2 separate regions of the Homo sapiens genome follow, and region 1 is linked to region 2. Evidence: read pairs that join two places in POLR2A ChIA-PET (ENCODE). Cell type or tissue: PC-9. All regions are shown on one strand. Each heading gives the region's core, and the rest is flanking DNA. Links, peaks and the distances in the headings are about the cores only. Region 1 overlaps STARD7 (StAR related lipid transfer domain containing 7). Region 2 has its middle 12 kb from the start of NEURL3.

Region 1 (5,388 bases), core at 223-5,222, 290 kb after region 2:
AGCCAGGACTAGAACACAAATCTTTAGACTTACCATTATTTTGAATTGCTCTAAACTTTTAATCTTGGATTGACACTATACCTTTGAATTTTTGGCTTTTGCAGCAATATATTAATGCAATATATATATATTTTTGAGACAGTTTCACTCTCACCCAGGCTGGAGTGCAGTGGCACGATCTCAACTCACTGCAACCTCCATCTCCTGGGTTCAACAGATTCTTGTGCCTCAGCCTGCTGAGTAGCTGGGATTACAGGCGCAGGCCACCATGCCTGGCTAATTTTTTTTTGTAGTGCTGGGATTACAGGTGTGAGCCGTTGCACCTGGCCAATTTTTTTTTTTTTTTAAGAGTCTTACTCTGTTGCCAGGCTGGAGTGCAGTGGCATGATTTTGGCTCGCTACAGTCCCGACCTCCAGGGCTCAGGTGATTCTCCCACCTCTGCCTCCTCAGTAGCTGGGACTACAGCTGCATGCCACTACGCCCAGCTATTTGTTGTGTAATTTTTTTTTTTTTTTTTTAGAGGTGGAGTTTTGCATGTTGCCCAGGCTGGTCTTGAAGTCCTGGGCTCAAGTGATCTGCTCACCTTAGCCTCCCAAAATGCTGAGGATTATAGGCGTGAACCACTGCCCCAGGCCTTAATGCAATCTTTTAATAAAAATTTGGATTACTGAGGCCTATTTTCATTTTATTATTTCTTGATTTACTAAATTTATTCATGTAATGTATGTAATGTTTACCAGGACATGTAATGTTTACCAGGACATGCTAGGAGCTGGAACTACAAATATGAAAAAGACTGATTCTGGGCTATTAAGGAATTTATAGTTTAGTAAGGAAAGCAGATATAAAGATAGATTAATTATAGTGTAATATGCCTGTGTAAAGGAATAAAAATCAGTGTGTATGGTTAACTCTGCCTAGCAGTTACCTTTGTGGTTTTTTGAAGCTTGAAGGGTGAAAAGGCATTTCAGACAGTGTAGCAGTAATTTGGGTCTTCTTCAGTCTTGAATTGCAATAGAGTGTATAAGACAGCCAGCCAGCAATTTTTGTTTCTTATCTGTAACCTTTCTTTAAATGTTGCAGGGGGTAGGGTGAGGTGGAGGGCACGGAGAAGCTGGGTATGGTAGCACACGCCTATTGTGCCAGCTACTTGGGAGGCTGAAGTGAAAGGATCTCTTAAGCCCAGGAATTTGAGGCCAGTTTCGGCGACATAGTGAGACTTTGTCTCAAAAAAGAAGAGGTTATGGGAAAAATACAAGCCAAGTTTTAAAAAATTATTATTATAAAATGTTTCAGATATATAAAAAAGGTTTAAATAATAACACGAGCGTTGCAAGTACAGCTATGTTAAGAAATAAGATATTACAAGTATACTTAGGGTTCCTCTGTACCTTTTTCCAGTTGTATTCTTATTTTTCCCCAAGATGTCACCATTATCCCAATTTGTTGTATATAATTCCCTATGTTTTTATACATATGTATATACCCCTGAATGATACATAGTGATACATAGTACAATATATGGTGGTGTTTTTCATGTTTTAAAACTTTTTGCAGCCGGTGAGTCCCGCCTGGAATCCCAGCACTTTGGGAGGCCCAGGCTAGTGGATCACTTGAGGCCAGGAGTTCAACACCAGCCTGGGCAACATGGTGCAACCCCATCTCTACTAAAAATACAGAAAACAAATTAGCTGCATGTGGTGGTGCTTGTCTGTAGTCCCAGCTACTTGGGAAGCTGAAGTGGGAGAATCACCTGAGCTTGGGGAGTTAAGGCTGTAGTGAGCTGTGATTATGCCACTGCACTCTAGCCTGGGCTCAGAACAAACAAAAAAAAACCACACAACTTTTCGCAGTCCTGAACAAAATACTAACAAACTGAACTCAGCAATATATGAAATGGATTATATGCCATGAAAAGTAGGATTTATTTAAGGAACGGCAAGGTCGGTTCTTCATACAAAAATCAATTTATTACACCATATTAATAGAAAAAAGGACAAAAACTGCGTGATCATCTGAATAAACACAAAAAGTATTTGACAAATTCCAGCCTCCTTTTGTGATTAAAAAAGAAAACACTCAGCAGACTGGGAATAGAAGGAAATTTCTTGCAGCTGATAAAAGGCATCTACAAAAAACATAGCTAACAGTGTAGTTAATGGCAAAAGACTTAGTGCTTTTCTCCTAAGATCAGGAACAAGATGAGGATTCTGCTCTCACCATTTCTGTTCAACATTGTACTGGAGGTCATAACCAATGAAATCAGGCAACATAAGGAAATGAAAGTCATTTAGATTGGAAAGAAGAAATAAAACTATCTCTATTTGCAGCTGACATGATCTTATATTTAGAAAATAGTAAGGAATCTACAGAAAGCAATTAGAGCTGATAAATGAGTTCATCAAGTTTGCAGGATACAAGATCAATACACGGAAGTCATGTTTATGTACACTAACAATGAATCTGAAAATAAAATTAACAATTTCATTTACAGTAGCATAAAAGGAATAAATACATACGAATAAATTAACAAGTGTACAACTAAAACTGTAACACTAAAAACAACAAAACATCATTGGAAGAAATTTAAAAAGACATAAGTGAAAGACATCCCGTGTTCATGGATTAGATTAGAACACTTAATATTGCTAAGATGGCAATACCACTTAAAGTGATCTACAAATTCAGTGTAGTCTTTATCAAAATCCTAGGCAGTTCTGCAGAAATTGGCAAGCCACTTCTGATAGTCATATGGAAATGAAAGGAACTCAGAATAGCAAAAACAGTCTTGAAAAAAGAGAACAAAGTTTGGAGGACTCACTGTTCCCAATTTCAAAACTTATTACAAAGCTACAGTAATGACATTGTGGTACTGGCATAAGGATAGACATCTAGATTGTTAGAATAAAATTGAGAGTCTAGAAATAAACCTTTACATTTTTGGTCAGTTTTCAACAAGGATGCCAGGATAGTTCACTGGGGAAGGAATAGGCTTTTCGACAAATGACACTGGGTCACCTGGAGAAGCAGATGCAAAAGAATGAGTTTAGACTCCTACCTCATTATCATACACAAACATTAACTTGAAATGGGGTAAAGACCTAATGTAAGCTAAAATTCTAAAACTCTTAGAAGAAAATATAGGCATAAGTTCTTATGACCTTGGATTAGGCAGTGGTTTCTTGGCTATAACACCAAAAACAAGCAATCAAAGAAAAAATAAACATCAAAATTAAAAACTTTTATGCATGAAAGGATACTATCAAGACTAGTATAAGCACATGAAAAGGTTAGGGAAATACCAGTCAAGACGCAATGAGATACCATTTCACACCCACTAAGTTGGCTGGAATAACAAAGATGGACAATAACAAGTGGGGCAATTGGAACCAAGGATGTGGAGCAGTTAGAATCCTCAAACATTGCTGATGTGAATATAAAATAGTGTAATTGTTTGGAAAACATTTTGGCAGTTGCTTAAAAAGTTAAGCATAGTTACCATGATCCATCAAATCTGCTCCTAGGAATCTACCCAAGAGAATTGAAAACATGTCTATATGAAGATTTGTACACAAATGTCCATAGCAGTATTCTTTTTTTTTTTTTTGAGACAGTTTTGTCTTTTCGCCCAGGCTGGAGTGAAGTGGTGCAATCTTGGCTCACTGCAACCTCCACCTCCTGGGTTCAAGCAATTCTCCTGTCTCAGCCTCCCAAGTAGTTGGGATTCCAGGCTCCTGCCATCACACCTGGCTAATTTTTGTATTTTTAGTAGAAATGGGGTTTTGCCATGTTGGCCAGGCTGGGTCTCGAACTCAACCTCAGAGTGATCCACCCACCTTGGCCTCCCGAAGTGCTAGGATTATAGGCATGAGTCACTACGTCCGGCCAGCAGTATTATAATAGCAGTAATATAATATAGTGCTATTATAATAGCACTATAATAAAATAGTGGAAACAAATTTTATTTGATGAATGGATAAACAAAATGCGATCTATCCATACAATGGAATATTATTCAGCTATAAAAAGGAATAAAGTACAGCATGGTTGAACTTGAAAGTATGCTAAGTGAAAGAAGCTCAACACAAAAGCTACATATCATATGATTCCATTTACTTGAAATGTCCAGAATTGGCAACTCCATAGAGACAGAAAGTAGATTAGTGGCTGCCTAGGACTGGGAGGAGGCAGGAATGGGAAGTGACTAATGATAGATAGAGGTTTCTTTTGGGGGTGATAAAAATGTTCTGGAATTAGGGGTGATGGTTGCACAACCTTGTGAATATACTAACAAGTACAGAATTGTACACTGTAAAAGAATGAATCTTATGGTATGTGAATTTATCAATTTAAAAACAAAGGGGAAAAATACATACATACTTATAATAAGACAACCCAATAAAAAACGGACAAAAGATATCAATTGACATTTTAAAACCATAAACCTTCATAGTTAACATTTGAGGGCTACTTACGTGCCAGATAACAAACACTTTATTTTATTTTATTTTTTATTTATTTTAGAGATGGAGTCTCACTCTGTTGCCCAGGCTGGAGTGCAATGGTGCGATCTTGGCTCACTGCACCCTCAGCCTCCTGGGTTCAAGTGATTCTTCTGCCTCAGCCTCCCGAGTAGCTGGGATTACAGGCGTCCACCACCATGCCCAGCTAATTTTTGTATTTTTAGTAGAGATGGAGTTTCACCATGTTTCCCAGGCCGGTCTCGAACTCCTGACCTCAGGTGATCCGCCCACCTCGGCCTCCCAAAGTCTGGGATTACAGGCGTGAGCCGTTGTGCTTGGCTTTATTTTATTTTATTTTATTTTATTTTATTTTATTTTATTTTATTTTATTTTATTTTGAGACGGAGTTTCGCTCTTGTTGCCCAGGCTAGAGTGCAATGGCACGATCTTGGCTCCCTGCAACCTCCGCCTCCCGTGTTCAAGCGATTCTCTTGCCTCAGTCTCCCGAGTAGCTGGGATTACAGGTATGTGCCACCGTGCCCAGCTAATTTTGTATTTTTAGTAGAGACAGGGTTTCTCCACGTTGGTTAGGCTGGTCTCAAACTCCTGACCTCAGGTGATCGCCTGCCTCAGCCTCCCAAAGTATTGGGATTACAGGCGTGAGCCACTGCGCCTAGCCTATTTTATTTTTTAAGAGACAGTGTAGCTGGGCACGGTGGTTTACGCCTGTAATCCCAGAACTTTGGGAGGCCGAGGCGGGCAGATCATGAGGTCAGGAGATTGAGACCGTCCTGGGTAACACGGTGAAACCCTGTCTCTGCTAAAAATACAAAAAATCAGCCGGGCATGATAGCGCGTGCCTGTAGTCCCAGCTACTGGGGAGGCTGAGGCAGGAGAAATACTTGAACCCAGGAGGCGGAAGTT
Region 2 (5,388 bases), core at 77-5,076:
AGGAAAGACTAAGAGGACCCCAATCTCTCACTTTGGCTGACCTTGAGGCCCTGTGAAAGTAGGAAGCGAAGGGTAAGGCAGAGTTAGAAACTTCCTGAGCATTGAAGGTGTGCCCCAACCCACAAACAGAGCTCCTTGTCAAAAGGTGGAAGATTTACTAGCTCAAGGCATTTAAGGAAATCTCTGTCTGATCATTAGCTGACCACTAATCTAACTGGGCAGAGACTTCAGTTGGCTACACATTACGAGGAGTGTAGACTTTACGGAATTAGTCCAGGAAAGTGAGCAAAAAACAACAGAAAAACAACAACAACAAAAGCCCCACAGAAACAGCAGCAACAAACTGGCAACGACAACAAGCCCTGGAAGAGTGAGTGTCTGATTATCAGGGCTTCCAAATTATATTACCTAAAGAGCTCTAGTTTTTAAAGAAAAATTATGAGATCTGCAAAGAAATAAGAAAGTATTGCCTATGCACAGGAAAAAATCAGTCACTAGAAACTGTCCCTGAGACAGCCTTGATGTTAGATTTACTAGACAAAACCTTTAAATCAGCTGTTATGAATATGTTCCGTGAGCTAAAGGAAGCCATGTCTAAAAAAATTTTTTTAAGTATGTCAATCATGTCTCACCAAATACAGAATATCAATCTATCAGAAAGATAAAAAACCAACCAAATAGAAATTCTGGAGTTGGAAAGTACAATACTTGAAGAAAAATTCACTAATACCAGCGGGGTCCAATAGCAGATTTAGGCTGGCAGGAGAAAGGATCAATGAACTTGAAGACAGGTTAATAGAGATGATTATGATTTAGTCTGAGGTATAGAAGGAAAAAAAGAAGAATGAACAAGCCCCAGAGACCTATGAGACACAGTCAAATGCACCAACATACATGTAAAGGGAGTACCAGAAAGAGAACAGGAAGATAAGGGGGAAGAAAGAAATTGTATAAGTAAAGTCCAAAGAGTTTTCAAATTTTCTAGGGGAAAAAAAATCTATATATATATCTATATGTACATATTTGAGACAGAATCTCACTCTGTCACCCAAGTGGGAGTGCGGTGGTGAGAGCTCAGCTTACTGCATCCTCTGCCTCCCGGGTTCAAGCAATTCTCCTGCCTCAGCCTCCCAAGTAGCTGGGATTACAGGTGTGCACCACGAGGCCCAGCTAATTTTTGTATTTTTAGTAGAGACAGGGTTTTACCATGTTGGCCCACCTGGTCTTGAACTCCTGACCTCAGGTAATTCACCTACCTCAGCCTCCCAAAGTGTTGGAATTACAGGCGTGAGCCACCACGCCTGGCCAATTTTCTGAAAATATTAATCTATACATCCAAGAAGCTCAATGAACTCCAAGTTGGATTACTTAAAGGCTGGTCCTCACTCTAATGTGCTACTCTGCCTCCACCCTAAGAAGGATAAACTGAAAGAGATCCACACCAAGGTATATCGTAGTCAAATTGTCAAAAACCAAAGACAATGGAATCTTTAAAGCCTCAAAAAAAAAAAAACCACTTAATTGCATACAAGTTATCCTCAATAACAACTAACTTCTCATCAGAAATCATGGGGACCAGAAGACAGTGGAATGATGTAAGTACTGGAGGAAAAGGACTGTGAACCAAAAATTCTGTATCCAGCAAAACTGTCCTTCAAAAGTGAAGAAGAAATTAAGATATTCCCAGATAAACAAGAACAGAAAATTCATTACCAGTACATGTGCTCTACAAGAAATATTCCCATATTTCTTTCCCATATTTCTTTAAGACTGAAATGAAAGGAATGATCTCTAACATTTCTCTAATTTTATAGATAGGAAAACTGAGGGGCAGGTAGAAGGAATCATCTTATAAATGATGGGATAAGAATTAGATCCTTGTTATAACCACACTGATGCAATCATTTCTTCATTCATCAAATTAATTCCAAGAATATTGAAACATCTGACTCTAGAAGCCATCTTAGTATGAGCACAGACTTGCCTATGTCCTTGGGAGCAATACTGGGGAATAAATAATTATATTCAATGTGGTAAGTGTTAGAATAGCTTATACTGGCTGGGTGCGGTGGCTGACGCCTGTAATCCCAGCACTTTGGGAGGCTGAGGCAGGCAGATCACAAGGTCAGGAGTGTGAGACCAGCTTGGCCAATATGGTGAAACCCTGTCTCTACTAAAAATACAAAAATTAGCCAGGCGTGGTGGCGCACGCCTGTAGTCCCAGCTACTCAGGAAGCTGAGGCAGAAGACTCGCTTGAACCTGAGAGGCAGAGGTTGCAGTGAGCCAAGATCATGCCACTGCACTCCAGCCTGGGCGACAGAGTGAGACTCTGTCAAAAAAAAAAAAAGCCTATACTAAGAGCTTTTCAACTTCCATTTCAAGATGATAGACTGAGCACATGTAGTTGTTTCCTTTTATTCCAAGTCTCTATACATTGCTCAGAATGATTTAAACAAATATATTTCTTCCCTATAAAACAATATAGGGAAAATCTGGTGAACTAAAACCACAATAAAAGGTGGAAAACAGGTGGGATCAGATTAAATATGGAAACCGTGCCAGAGGAGAGGACTGCCGCAAAAGGTGAGAGCAGCTCTAGGAATGCTTCAAACTCAGGACTTGTGAACTGGGAACCGCAGGTGGTCCATGATCGACTGACCGTGACTGGTAGAGGCTCACAGAATAGACAGCCAGGAATGTTCACCTCAGGCCACACAGTGAGTCACAGAGGTGTCTTCCCATGGGCAGGATCAGTGAGAGGTGAACAATTGGGTGTGAGGCAAGACAAAGCCCCAGAGATTAACAGCTCCCAAGGATAGCAGGAAGCTTCCACATCTGGAAGTTTCACCATTGGCTCATGCTGCCCAGCAGCACATCCCATCCCTTCATTCCACTTTACACAGGTACACCAAGTCATAGCTGCATGTCCTGCACCTGTCTGCAAGCAGGCCACTTAGGCTAACAAGGAATTTCAGATCCAAAGGTGAACTCACAGCCAAGAAAAGCCAAATATTTGAAAAAAGTGAATATCATGATGGAAAGGACTGACAGCAAAAGGAGTTCATACCTGAAAAAATAGGGTTAATAAAGCATACAAACCTGGGCTTTAGGATAACTATAATCACATATGAAAGGATATTGCATTGAAAAATCTAGATACCTTTGGAATTAGAAGCTTGACTATTAAAATTTAAAATAACTTATTTGATAGAGTGAGTAGCAGAAAGTATGTAGCTGAAAAATGTATTAATGATCTGGAATCAACCAGAATGCATTCCAAAATTAACAAGAGATGAAATATATAAAAAGAGAATAAACAGAATAGATGAAGTTCAAATAACCATCCAATGTGAATTCCAGAAGAAAAAAATAGAGAAAATGGACAAAAGAGAAACTCAAAGAAAGATTAGAGCTGGGCATGGTGGCTCATGCCTATAATCCCAGCACTTTGGGAGGCCAAGGTGGGAGGATCGCTTGTGGCCAGGAGTTCAAGACCAGCCTGGCCAACATATAAGACTCCCATCTCTACCAGAAATAAAAATAAAAGAACAATTTCTCAGAATTGAAGAAAGACATAGCTTTTCAGATTGAAAAAGCCCCCCAGTTGCCAAACAGAATAAGTGAAGAAAAGACTTTCATTTTGACACATACTGGTGACATTTCAGAGTACCAGGGATAAACAGAAAACCCAAGAAGAAAAAAAAAACACCCCAAAACAGATCACACACAAAAGTATTAGAATCACATTATCAGTAGGCTTTTTCTCAGCAATACTTGGTACAGAATGACAATAGAACAATATCTTCAAAGTTCAGGGGGATTTTCTTTAATTGAAGCATATTTACTATAATAATATGCACATATCTTTTTTTTTTCTTTTTGAGACAAGGTCTCACTCTGTCATCCAGGCTGGAGTGCAGTGGCACAATCATGGCTCACTGCAGCCTCCGCCTCCCTGGCCTCAGGTGATCCTCCCACCTCAGCCTTCAGAGTAAGCTGGGACTACAGGCACATGCTGCCACACCTGACTAATTTTTTAATATTTAGTACAGATGAGATCTTGCAATATTGCCCAGGCTGGTCTTGAACTCCTGGGCCCAAGTGATCCACTTGTGTTGGTTTCCCAAAGTACTGAGATTATAGGCATGAGCCACTGTGCCTGGCCTATGCACAGATCTTAAGTCCCCATTTTGATGAGGAAATAATTTTGAAATCTAAAATTCTGCAGACAGCGACTCTCTCATTCAAAGGTGAGCGTAAAATGAAGAAATATTCAGATATAAAAAGACTCAAAGTTTATCATTTAACAGATACTTTATAGGCAAATTATTAGAAGAATCACTTCAGAAAAAAGAAAAAACAAGAAAAATTAGTATGATTGTAACCATTAAAAGCAAAAAAAGTTGAATCTAAGTAAATGTTAATTGTAAAAAATTAATAATAATTTGAAATGAAAACCACAGATGATATCAACATGGGTGGAATGGCAAAAATAAAAAGCATGCTAAGGTTCTTTTCTTATCAAGAAGAGGGTTTTTAAAATTTTTTTAGTTTTTTTGAGACAGAGTCTTGCTCTTGTTGCCCAGGCTGGAGTGTAACATTATGATCTTGGCTCACTGCAACCTCTGCCTCCTGGGTTCAAGCAATTCTCCTGCCTCAGCCTCCCGAGTAGCTAGGATTATAGGTGCCTGCCACCATGCCTGGCTAATTTTTGTATCTTTAGTAGACAAGGTTTCACCATGTTGGCCAGGCTGGTCTTGAACTCTTGACCTCAGGTGATTTGCCCGCCTTGGCCTCCCAAAGTGCTGGGATTACAGGTGTGAGCTACCACACCTGGCTAGGAAGAAGTTATTTTTAACAATATAAATGAGAAAAAAATAAGTTTAATTTGTATGGTAAAGAACATACAAACAAAATGTAGAACTACAAATAAAATATATAAATTCCAAATCATGTGAAAATAATAGAACTTCAATTCCTGCATCCCAACAAAAGTCAGGAAATTGGATAAAAGGATTTTTAAAAATGTATATAGTCTAGCCCTGTCATCCAGGCTGGCACAATCGTAGCTCACTGCAGCCTCAAATTCCTGGGCTCCAGCTATCCTCTTGCCTCAGCCTCCCAAGCAGCTGGTACTCCAGGCATGTGCTACCATGCCTGGCTTCTTATTTTGTTTTATTTTTTATTTTTATTTGTAGAGACTGAGTCTCAATATGTTGCCTAGGCTGGTCTCAAACTCTTAACCTCAAGTGATCCTCTGACTTCAGCCTTCTGAATAGCTGGGATTGCAGGTGCAAGCCACTGCACCTGCTGAGACAACACACTTTCTGATTTTGAATTATACTACAAAGCTATAGTAATCAATACAGTATGGTACTGGCATAAAA

What was found. ChIA-PET counts read pairs that join two places held together with the same protein. Peaks named below come from ENCODE experiments on the same cell type or tissue, not always from the same donor. Only the 100,000 strongest peaks of a DNase experiment are listed, where the experiment ranks them.
Region 1: POLR2A ChIA-PET joins it to region 2 with 6 read pairs; 3 of 35 experiments call an interaction of 5 or more read pairs at or near these places.

What each region holds. Positions count from the first base shown.
Region 1 is chr2:96,196,541-96,201,928 of GRCh38, reverse strand. All of the region lies in intron 1 of STARD7 (StAR related lipid transfer domain containing 7), which reads left to right. Among named protein-coding and RNA genes, the nearest start is that of STARD7-AS1, 9.2 kb to the left of the region's middle. In PC-9, for the core only: no CTCF peak of the experiment used is centred there; no DNase peak of the experiment used is centred there; H3K27ac peaks cover 560 bases.
Region 2 is chr2:96,490,610-96,495,997 of GRCh38, reverse strand. No RefSeq gene overlaps it. Among named protein-coding and RNA genes, the nearest start is that of NEURL3, 12 kb to the left of the region's middle. RefSeq lists an enhancer at 2,363-3,022. In PC-9, for the core only: no CTCF peak of the experiment used is centred there; a DNase peak (open chromatin) is centred at 2,707; H3K4me3 peaks cover 700 bases; H3K27ac peaks cover 1,916 bases.